Linked DNA regions of Homo sapiens: region 1 is linked to region 2. A link is a loop called in an ENCODE intact Hi-C map of the cell type or tissue named here. Cell type or tissue: HepG2. All regions are shown on one strand. Each heading gives the region's core, and the rest is flanking DNA. Links, peaks and the distances in the headings are about the cores only.

Region 1 (5,388 bases), core at 285-5,284, 93 kb before region 2:
CTTTAAAGAGACACCTTTAAAAGGAGCAGAACAACAAAATGTTAAAAGAGAGTTAGGGATGATAACTACCTGTACTCTCTTTCAGATTCTAGAATGATGTTTGGTTCATATTAGCTAACAAAAATAAAATTAAATCTTAAAATTTTTAAAAAAGTTTGCTTTATGTAGTATTTCTTTCTCTCATTTTAGGGCTGTAGTTAATTGTTGTCTATCTTAAAGAAAACCTCAGGGGCCGGGCGCGGTGGCTCACGCCTGTAATCCCAGCACTTTGGGAGGCCGAGGCGGGTGGATCAGGAGGTCAGGAAATCAAGATCATCCTGGCTAACATGGTGAAACCCCGTCTCCACTAAAAATACAAAAAAATGAGCCAGGTGGGGTGGCGGGCGCCTGTAGTCCCAGCTACTGGGGAGGCTGAGGCAGGAGAATGCGTGAACCCGGGAGGCGGACCTTGCAGTGAGCTGAGATCACGCGACTGCACTACAGCCTGGGCGACAGAGCGAGACTCTGTCTCAAAAAGAAAAAAAAGAAAACCTCAGAAAATTCTAAAGTCAATTTACATTTATCATTAAAAAACACGTTAGTTATTACTGAGATAAATTTTCAAAATGTACATTAAATAAACAAATAATCACATTAGTGTATGTAATCTAAACCTAAAATAGGAGCCTAGATGTAGAAGACAAGAGACACTAGAACAATATTTAAAATTAGCCATCAAGGACCCAGGCACTTACAAAAATAATTAGCTGATGTGATAAGCCCTGTTTCAAAAACAAAGTCAACAAACATCTAGACCAGGAGTGCTCTGGTCTCACTAGGAGTAAATTCACAGGTCTGAATCTCTCCATTGGATAAATAAATAAATAAATAAATAAATAAATAAATAAATAAATAGAGCTTTCACTCTAAGAAATATCAAAAGCATGAAAATTTACTTTTTCTTGTTTCTCCTAATGTCTTCTACAAGTCTACACGTACAGGAGCTTAGAAGAGAGCCCGGCACATAGCGCGTGCCCAAGAAATGTTGTTTACAATTATTATATCTTCAAAATGCAAATGAATCAAAAATCTAGATTCTGCAAATGCACAGAAATTGAGAGGCCAGAGAGAGAAAGGAGTGGGTAAGCATTTAATTATATAGTTAGCTCGATGAACACTGTTAACTTTCTCTCTCAAAAAGTCAGATGGAATCTATAAAGTAGCTTGACATACAGAAATCCAAGATTTGATACTTTTTGTTCTTCTCTCCAACTATAACTATTTAAATAAATGAAATAGAATAAATATCATCATAGATCACCAACAAATTTTTGTATTTTTTGTTGTTAATGAGGAAAACTTCCCTTGGGATAAACCATTATTTGAAACAGAAAGAACTTGAATTCCACCACAGGTTAGGAGATGAAAATTATTTGCATTGTATGTGGGTTGCTAAGAAGGAAGCATCAAATTAAATTTTCTACCAAATTCATATTTGCTGGGTTAGTTCCTTTTCTCTCCTATGGTGGCTATAAAATCCATGCTAATTACCCATCAACCTCACAGGGATGAAGCCAGGAGTAAATGGCAAGGAAGCAGCTGGAAACCTCTGAGTACTGCATATAAATGGGGACAGGAGATTACCCCCACTTGATCTGGCAAGACTGGGCCAAAGCCCTGGGCCAAACCCTTGCATCCCCAAGAGACTGCCAACAGGAGCACCAGCTGCACTTTAAAGCAGAAAGTCTAGAACAAGAGCCCTCTGGGAGCAGACAAAGTGTGTAACCGCAAAAAGTAATATTCAGCCTACCAGGGAGTAGCCGTTTCCCAGGATCAACAGAAGGCTAAGAGGTTCCAAATTTCTTGTGAAAGCAGGTAATTTAGCCACAGATTTTTGTCTATCATGGTATTCTTTGACGTTTTTTCTTCCAACATTAGCAGTCACAAATAACATATTGAATGCTTATTATGTAATTGTCATTCTTCATTCATCGTCTGATTTAATTCTCATAACAATTCTGTGAGATAGTTGTTTTTATTATTCCTTGTTTATAGAAGTAATGGAGACTGGAGAGATTAAGTAACTTGCCCAGGGACTTGTAAGGTGGAAAGCAAACTGCAGACATAGAATTATCTCAAGAATTTTCTTTCATAATCATGATGGTTCCAAGATTTTCCATGACTTTCATTTAATTCCCAAATATTTCATTATTATCTTCTTGCCTTTCTTTCTTAGTTACTATCTGCTCTCTGACTACTACAAGGATAGAGCACATATGCGTGTGTGCATGCACACACACACACACCATGCAACTATTAACCAGTTCCAACCTTGGGCTGTGTTAATGCCAGGGAAGCACCCTAAGGGGGCAGTAATTTCCTGTCTCAACTTAGAAAGATGTGAGCCATGGTTCTCTCTATTCAATATGCATAACCTAAAGAGAAATTTCAGAATGTGCCCACTGGGAAAGGAAAGACTTTTTGAGTTTACTCTGAAGGCCTTGGCAAAAATCCAAATATTTGAATTTATTTTGTTTCTCTTCTGAGACTGTGAAATGCTTTTAAGTGTCTGCTAAATTTTGCTCTAATATATAGCAGTAGGGAGGTGCTTCATCTCCCTGGAGTCACTGGAAAAGCTCACAGAAGCGAGTTTAAGAAACAAACCTGAAAAGTGGTACAAGTCAAGCCTGTCTCTCCTCAGAGGCATCTGCAGGCTGTAAAGTGTGCTGACAGGAAATTCAGCTACCCACACGACTTTACAGCAGCTACTCAAACCAGTTTTACATTTATCCTGTGACCAGAGAGGAAGAGGAAAGTAAAAAACATTAAATGTCCTTTGCTTGGCCTCTCATACTGTTTCAAAGCATGAATGCTTGTAAAGTTGTTTAGATATCAAAGCAGACAATATGTGCTGGGTTTTATCTTGAAGGAAAAAAGAAAAATAATGTTTTGGGAATAGAGAATCTTCCAACAAATATATCTCCCATTAATGGTTTTAACTCTGGAGAAATGTTAGTCCTTATAGGATCATCAAATAATCATAAAGTGAAAATACATACTTAGATGAACAAAGACTGAAATTCATCTGTTTCACTTTTTTTAAACAAAGGGCTCCTAACAGTTCTCAGTCAGCTGTTACAATGTTTAATCATAATTTGGGCAAAAATAAAAATCTCCCTTTCTAAATGAATTCTTCTCTTGCTTCATATTAAGCCCACTACTTGTCTTTCAATCCCAGTGGAGATAGATGATAATTGGACACAATCTTTTTCACAATTCCCTTTCAATAGCTTGAAAACAGTTATGAATCTTCATCTTAATTTTTTAAACCCTCAGTATATTGACTCTCTTATAATTCATTGTCAAAATGTCCATTACTATATTTCCTCTTGATTCTCTCACTTCTCTAGAAATATACTAAAACACAAAGACCAATATTAGAGCAATTTCCTAATAAAAGTTTGAATACAAATAAATATCCTATAATACTTGTTTCTAGCTCTCTAATATCAACTACTTCTAATAGCTTTTAAAAGTAAACACTGTTAATCACTTATTGATTTTGAATTTATGATTCTGGTAAAGTGACTTACTTGTTCTACCTAGTTTGGGATAGTTTCTTTGGACATTTTATATCAGGATAAATTAAAAATATCTGTTATATGAAATTATACTGCTCCCTAAAGGTTAATATCAAATTGACTAAATATCTCTTCAATTTATGACATGACACATGGAATTTTACACATTTTCCCCAAGGTATTAGGAACTTAACCAAAATAGTGTCATCAATAATTGGATAGGAACAACATCAATTCAATCATCTGGAGAATTATAAAAGCTCAGATGAGGAAGAGCCCTTTAGAGGCAACCTAGTACAAACTTCCCACTCTGAAATGAAAATGAAAGAACAACAGATGAAATATCTTGATCAGCTCTTAGTGATCCAGGCCTGATCCCCAGGCTCGGTTCTTCCCATGTAGTATCCCTTCCGCTCTGTTCCACAGCCAATTCTCATTCAGAACACCAGAAAAATATGCTGTTATGGTTTGTTCTATGTTATTTTTCCTGCTTTTCAGCCACAGAAACACCTTTGTCCTTTCCCTGACTCTCTTTCTTCACCTAGGTAACCACTGTCCATTAATTAATTCAGCAAATATCCATTGAGTTACTCAATGAATTCCAAGAGTATTGCCAAACCAAAGAGTAATACAATAAATTGATGCAAGTGTAATAAAAATATATGCTAAGGAGTTCTCAGACCCTTTTACCCTTTTCACACAGGGCTAAGTTCACAGGCCTGAAAATCAAGATGTCCAAGGTAGGGATAGGTAAAGCAAGAAAAGACTGGAGATACTGTCTAAGGAAGAGGGCTGTTACTGAGGATAAGTGGATTAAAAAGCCTGGATTAAAATATGTCAAATAAGAGAACTGTAGAGCTTGGTTATGTGGCATCAAAGAGAAGTCTAGTCCATTTAACAGTTCCTGATTGTTTCTGGATTAAAAAAAGGAAATTTTGTTTCTTAATTTCCTTTCTATTATCTATGTCACATCTTAGGCTAATTAATGCAAAACAATATAACTAAGTTATACAACTTATGAAATAGATGCATGTCACACCTAAGGAATTATCCATAAGATATATAAGCTTTGATCCACCAAGAAACTATTCATTCAATGACTATGTATTTTGTATCTATACAAAATTTTCTGTTCTTTCTAGTACCAAATGTGATCATTATAATAATTCTGTTACTTTTATTACATTCATCAGTCACATGTGACATTCCTGACTATAGAGTTCTTTCTACAAGTGTAATTTACTAATATCTACTAACAATCTCACTAAAAACAGCAGTTGTTCAAGGAAAACATTGCCCTTTATAATACATGTACAGACATCTAGGAATACATCAGACATGTGCATGTTCAAGTATGTATTACAAATAAGTCATGGGGTCATGAAACTTGGCAAGGTGATTTATTTTTATTTATAATGCTATGTAGAAGACATATTTCTAATTGTTGTCACAACTTGAAATATGTACTTCTTATTTTTGTGTTATCACATAGTTTATCAATTACTATCAAGCACAGGATATCTTGAACCTTTCATATATTATTGAAATATTTTCCTAGTTGCAAACACTGTGTGTATTGGAAACAGCATGGGGCAAACTGCCGCTTTTAAACCATCAGATCTCATGAGAACTCACTTACTATCATGAGAACAGCATAGGGGAAATTGTCCCCATGATCCAGTCACCTCCCACCAGATCCCTCCCCCAACACATGGAGATTACAATTCCAGATGAAATTTGGGTGGGAACACAGAGCCAAACCATATCAGTGTGCTAAAAATAGATGATGACATCCATGTAAGACACCTTCATTTTCAGTTCATCTCTC
Region 2 (5,388 bases), core at 278-5,277:
ATAATGAGGGTATCAATTTGCAATTTCCTTAAAACAGGGCTTCTTTACAGCAGCACTATCAATGTTTTAGGGTTGGATAATTCTTTGTAGTTGGGTGTTATCTTGTGTATTATAGGATGTTTATCAACATCTCTGGCCTCTATCCACTAGATGCCATTCCCCAAGTTGTATCAACCAAAAATACTTCCAGACATCACCAAACTTGTTCCCAGTCCAGAACCATTACCTTAAAACAGCCACCGCTGGCCAGGCGCAGTGGCTCACGCCTGTAATCCCAGCACTTTGGGAGGCCAAGGCGGATGGTTCACAAGGTCAGGGGTTCAAGATCAGCCTGGCCAATGTGGTGAAACCCTGTCTGTACTGAAGATACAAAAATCAGCTGGGCATGGTGGCAGTTGCCTGTAATCCCAGCTACTTGGACTGCTGAGTCAGGGAATTCTTTGAACCCAGGAGGCAGAGGTTGCATTGAGCCAAGATCGCACCACTGCACTCCAGCCTGGGCAACAGAGTGAAACTCCACCTCAAAAAACAAACAAACAAAAAAAAACAGCCACCATTTACTCTCATTCACTCATGGGGTTGTTGGTCATGTGGAGGGAATTCAGCTGACCTCAGCTGGGCAAACCTGCTTCAAACTACAGGATCCTGATGCGCTTACGTATTCTTCGTAGGTTGGTCTCAGATTCACCCCAGTATGTTCGTTCTGGTGCCCATGCTGAAAGGATGGCAGCTATGGAGCAGAAACTCTTTACATGGCAAACAAAAGGTAAAGCCCAACCATCCAAGCATATTTCAAGTCTTTGCTTGTGCCATTTCTGCTGACATCCCATTGGCCAAAGCAACGCACAAGACCAACCTCCAAGTTAAAGGTGGTAAAGCACATTTGGTCAGCAGTGGAATAACTTCCAATTACAAAGCAAAGGGCATGGATATAAGGAGAGGTGAAGAATTAGTGGTGGTAATTCACTCTACCACAGTCCACCTGCAGAGGGAGAAGTCTCTTCCCCATGGTGGCCATCCCTTTTAATTCTCCTGTTCTTTATGACGTTAGTCATGTTAGCAATTACAAGACAAGTGTCTACATAAATACATACATTTGCCTTCTTTCATCCTTAGTCTATATCCCCAAGGCTCACATCTCACCAGATGTTTAATGATTCAAAAGAAAAACAATGAGCCATTTTTGCCAAGGATATTGAACTGTGTCACAGAGTAGCTGCCATAGTCCTTCAGCCTAATGTAAACTCTGCTTTGGTTCAGAACCCAATCAGGAAACAACTCTCCTTACCAAAAAGACAGAAAACAGCCTCTTTAATTGGCATATATGGGAAAATTTAATATCTAGCCTGAAAAACTCAGAGCATTCAGAGATCAGTGTAAGACAAATAAGTGCAGGCCCACAAACAGAAAAGTTATCCAAGAGTATTTGTACCAAGTCATTAGTGGAACCAAACTTCCTTTGGAATCTAGTCAATGAAGACTCTGTGGGTAAAGATTGAGATTTTCCTACAAAGCATAATAAGGATTCTAACATAAGCAAAATCTTGGCTCAGATCACCACAGGGCCTAAAAGACATGAAACAAAATAAAAAGAGAATCCATACACAAGGATAAATATCCTTTTCCACTTTAGTATTTTCCTCATATCGTTAGTGAGAAAAGCTAGCACGCTTTACACCAGACCTCTCAATATCATTTAGCATTTGCTGGATATAATGCCCCTTACGTTTGACTATAGAGCAAACTGCACTTAGTTCTCTTCCCACACAGTAGATCCCGTTATTCTACATCCATTGCTTTGTGGCCTTCAGGTTGCCTAAACTAAAGACCTCATCCAGGTTTTCTTCAAGATGAATATCTGGAGTAGTCAAACCATGTCCAACTATTTTGATCAATGTCGTTGCAGTGATTGCAATCTGGATGTTCTATACATTACAGCTATTCAACATCTTTCCCACAGGAACCTCTTGCTCCATATACTAAAATTAGCTGACCGTTATTTTCATATATGAACCAAAGAGGTGTTTGTCTACAACGTACACAGTTACCAAGATGCCTTCAGGTAGTCTGGGTTTCACTACAATAGCTGTGAAGCACCTATTATAAACTAAGTACTCTTATACATGAAAAGTACACAATTCCTACCCCATAGAAAATAGAGTATAGACAGGGGCAGTATAAGTAAACAAAACAATGACAGGACAATGCAAAGAGAGCATCAGCAGCAAAAAGCTCTGTGCCATCTGGGTAAGAGATGATACAGAAGGGGGAATGGTTAACTTGTTCTAGAGGCATCAGGAAATGTTTCAAGCAAGAGAGAAAATCCAGGATGATGTTCTCCTACAAGAAACCTAAAAAAATCAAGGAAAGTATATTTCTTTATATTTAAACATGCTTTTCTAACCCTGAGTTTTTCATTTAATGAGGAATATATTATAAAGAAGAGTGGTAAATGTTACTGAGTTGTCCTTAACCTTCAAAAAAGTTTTAACTATGTGCTGTAGATAAAAACTATAATACTTAAGGATCTATATCTTCTCACCAGATTTTCCAAGTGTGTTAATAATAAATCTACTCTGGAAAAATATTACCTATGATTAAACTACATTCCCCGTTATTGACCTTTACGACCTCATGCTTCCTTTGCTAGGGTGCTATAATTACCTCATAAAAGAAAGGGTAGAGTAACAGGACCCATGAAGATAAAAAACATCCACTGAATTTCCCTCACTCAAGCTATCATCTGGAATCTCTGAGTCTCTCAACCTTTTTCTAAAGCTATTAATATTATTGCTGTGTTGACCTTTGCTGCTGTTTGCCATTTTGAAATTTACAGATCAGCAAGCACCAGTAAATCTTGTCAGAATTAATGCAAATGTAAGACACAGTCATTACAGGCTCCTCACGGTAAAGAATAGCTTGCTACAATGTTATTACCGAGACACAATTTATCCTGATTGCCAGAAAGATGAGACACCCTGAATATAAGCAGTAAACTGGCTCTGAGAAATAAATCTCACTGGCATTGCCCACACAGAAGTTTGCTCACGCGGATGAATGCTGTCAGTGCAGCGAGTGGCGGAGTGATTGATTCACTCCCGTACATCTCCCATCTCCCCCTGCTGGAGAATGAAAGTTAATTTGCTCTCATTCATTCTGTTCACCACACTAGATGTTTTTAAGGGTTGAACTCAGAAAATGAAGACAAGTAAATAATGGTTTCGATGACTTTTTTTCCCGGCAGTGGATGTGCCTTCATATTTCAACCCTGCACATTTCTTTCATAGGGTAGCTATGATTAATATACCAATGAATTCCAAGTCAAACAGGAAACATTATTTGCTCTGTTGGATGAGCTTATGTTTCTGATATATAAAAAAGTGATTCCATAAAAGAATTGAGGATATATAGGTAGCAAAATTCCAGTTCATGACAATTTCATCTTCTCAGTGCATTTTTAAATCACTTTTTCTCTATGAAAAATTCTTGCAATGATATTAAAGAACTAAGAATTTTAATGTAGTCTTCTTTAAAGAATAGAGTGAATGTTGGTGGCCAAAAGAATGAGAGTTATGATCAACTCAGTATACCACTGGAGGCTACAGGAGCAAACAGCAAACTGTTTCTCATGAAAGCAGGATGTTCAAAGCAGGATGTTGGCAAAATGACAAACTGCATCTGCCACCCAGAAGGAATGCTGAGGGCAGTCATGCCCCAAGTGCAGTGTTTTTGTGATTAGGCACAACTGAAGCTTGTTAGCAATAATATGACCCTGTGATTAATTGAGCGGCTGACCAATCATTACCTCCTCCTCCCTGCTCTTTCTACCCAATAAATACAAAGGGCTGTGGAAGCTCAATGGGCTGCCTTTGCTCATTAGAAGCAGGGAGCTCTCTTCTTCTTCCCCTGGATCCTTCCTTTAAAATAGTTTCTTTTGTCTTAAGTTTTCATTTCTACGTTTGTCCCTTCATTCAGTCTCTTAAATGACGGTCTCAAGCAGTAACAGTAGTAATTGCTGTAATGACGGTCTCAAGTAGTAACCAGGGCACTCTGCCACAAGTGGCACCTGAACAGGGACTAACAGGGACTATCAAGAACAAACGGAGACCTGAAGAGACCTGAAGGGAACTGAAGAGGTCTGCAGGGACAAATAGAGATAAGTAGGGATAAATAGAGATAAATAGAGACAAATAGAGATAGGTAAGGAATGACAGGGACTTGCAGGAAGTAACAGGGACCATAGGGACAGATAGGGATAGATAAAGACTAGCAAAGACTAGCCGAGATTAGCAAAGACCAGCAAGGACTAGCAGAGACTAGCAAAGACTAGCAGAAACTTGCAGGGACAGGCAGAGACAGATAGGGACAGATAGGGTCCTACAGGGACTTGAACGAGGAAGATCTGCTGGAAAAGAAAAGAACTACAACCAACCAGATGAACAAGAAACCCTGTTACAAGTCTGCTGGCAGCAACATAAGGTCAGTGCTCTAAAAAGGTACTGGTCAGTACCCTAGAGGTACAAAGAACGGGAAGTTTTTGATCAGGGTAACATGGGGAAGAATTTGGTTATTTCTTTTCTCTTTTTTGTTTGGAGTTTGGTACGTGCCATCTTCTGTTATTTCAGGGTTTGAGAGAATTTTTTGCCCCACCTACAGCACCTATGGAGGGTGATGAACAGGAGAGGGAGGATGAAAATTGGCTTGTATCATCTTCTTTAGTGGTTGCAAAAATGCTAAATGTTATAAGTGTAGAAAAATTGGATCTATGGGAGTAATTTTAGGTAAAAGTCAACTTAACTTACACGGTATTACTGTAGTCCCAGGAGTTGTTGATTCGGATTGTGAAGGAGAAATTCAGGTGGCGGTAATGTCATAAGATTTTAGGTTTTAAACCAGGAGAATATCTTGCAGAACTGTTGCTTATTCCCTGTAAATTGCACCCTTCTCCACATAAGGAGAAATGAGTTTGTGGATTTGGCTCAACTGTTGCTTATTCCCTGTAAATTGCCCTCTTCTCTATGTAAGAAGAAGCGAGGAGGTCGGGAATTTGGGAGTACAACTAGGAGAGAGATTTATCTATCACAACCCATAGCATCTAATAGACCCACCTGTACAGTACAAATTGAAGGCTTAAGGATTGTTTTTTTACTATGTTATTGCACGAGAGGGAGAGGCTTCGATTTGTTTTCTCTGTGCCTTCTGTTAATCAGAAAGAGCCTGCTTCTCATTATCAATGGAAAGTTTTACCCCGTGGCAATTAACCAAAGAGGGAGAGGCTGAGCTGTAGCTTGTAGAACAAATGCTTCTGCAATGGCATGCCTCCCGGCTTAGAGCCACCTTTGCTTCTGTTTTGGTAGATTTACTAACTTGGGGACCAGGGTATGCTTG

What was found. Peaks named below come from ENCODE experiments on the same cell type or tissue, not always from the same donor. Only the 100,000 strongest peaks of a DNase experiment are listed, where the experiment ranks them.
Region 1: it touches region 2 in a loop (26-fold over the local background); 2 of 110 quality-filtered maps call a loop at or near these places.

Annotation. Positions count from the first base shown.
Region 1 is chr14:45,807,633-45,813,020 of GRCh38, reverse strand. No RefSeq gene overlaps it. Among named protein-coding and RNA genes, the nearest start is that of LINC02303, 95 kb to the right of the region's middle. RefSeq lists an enhancer at 1,316-1,945. In HepG2, for the core only: no CTCF peak of the experiment used is centred there; no DNase peak of the experiment used is centred there.
Region 2 is chr14:45,714,441-45,719,828 of GRCh38, reverse strand. LINC02303 (long intergenic non-protein coding RNA 2303) reads left to right here and starts at 4,227. Exons shown (of 2, transcript NR_146547.1): 1 at 4,227-4,479. In HepG2, for the core only: no CTCF peak of the experiment used is centred there; no DNase peak of the experiment used is centred there.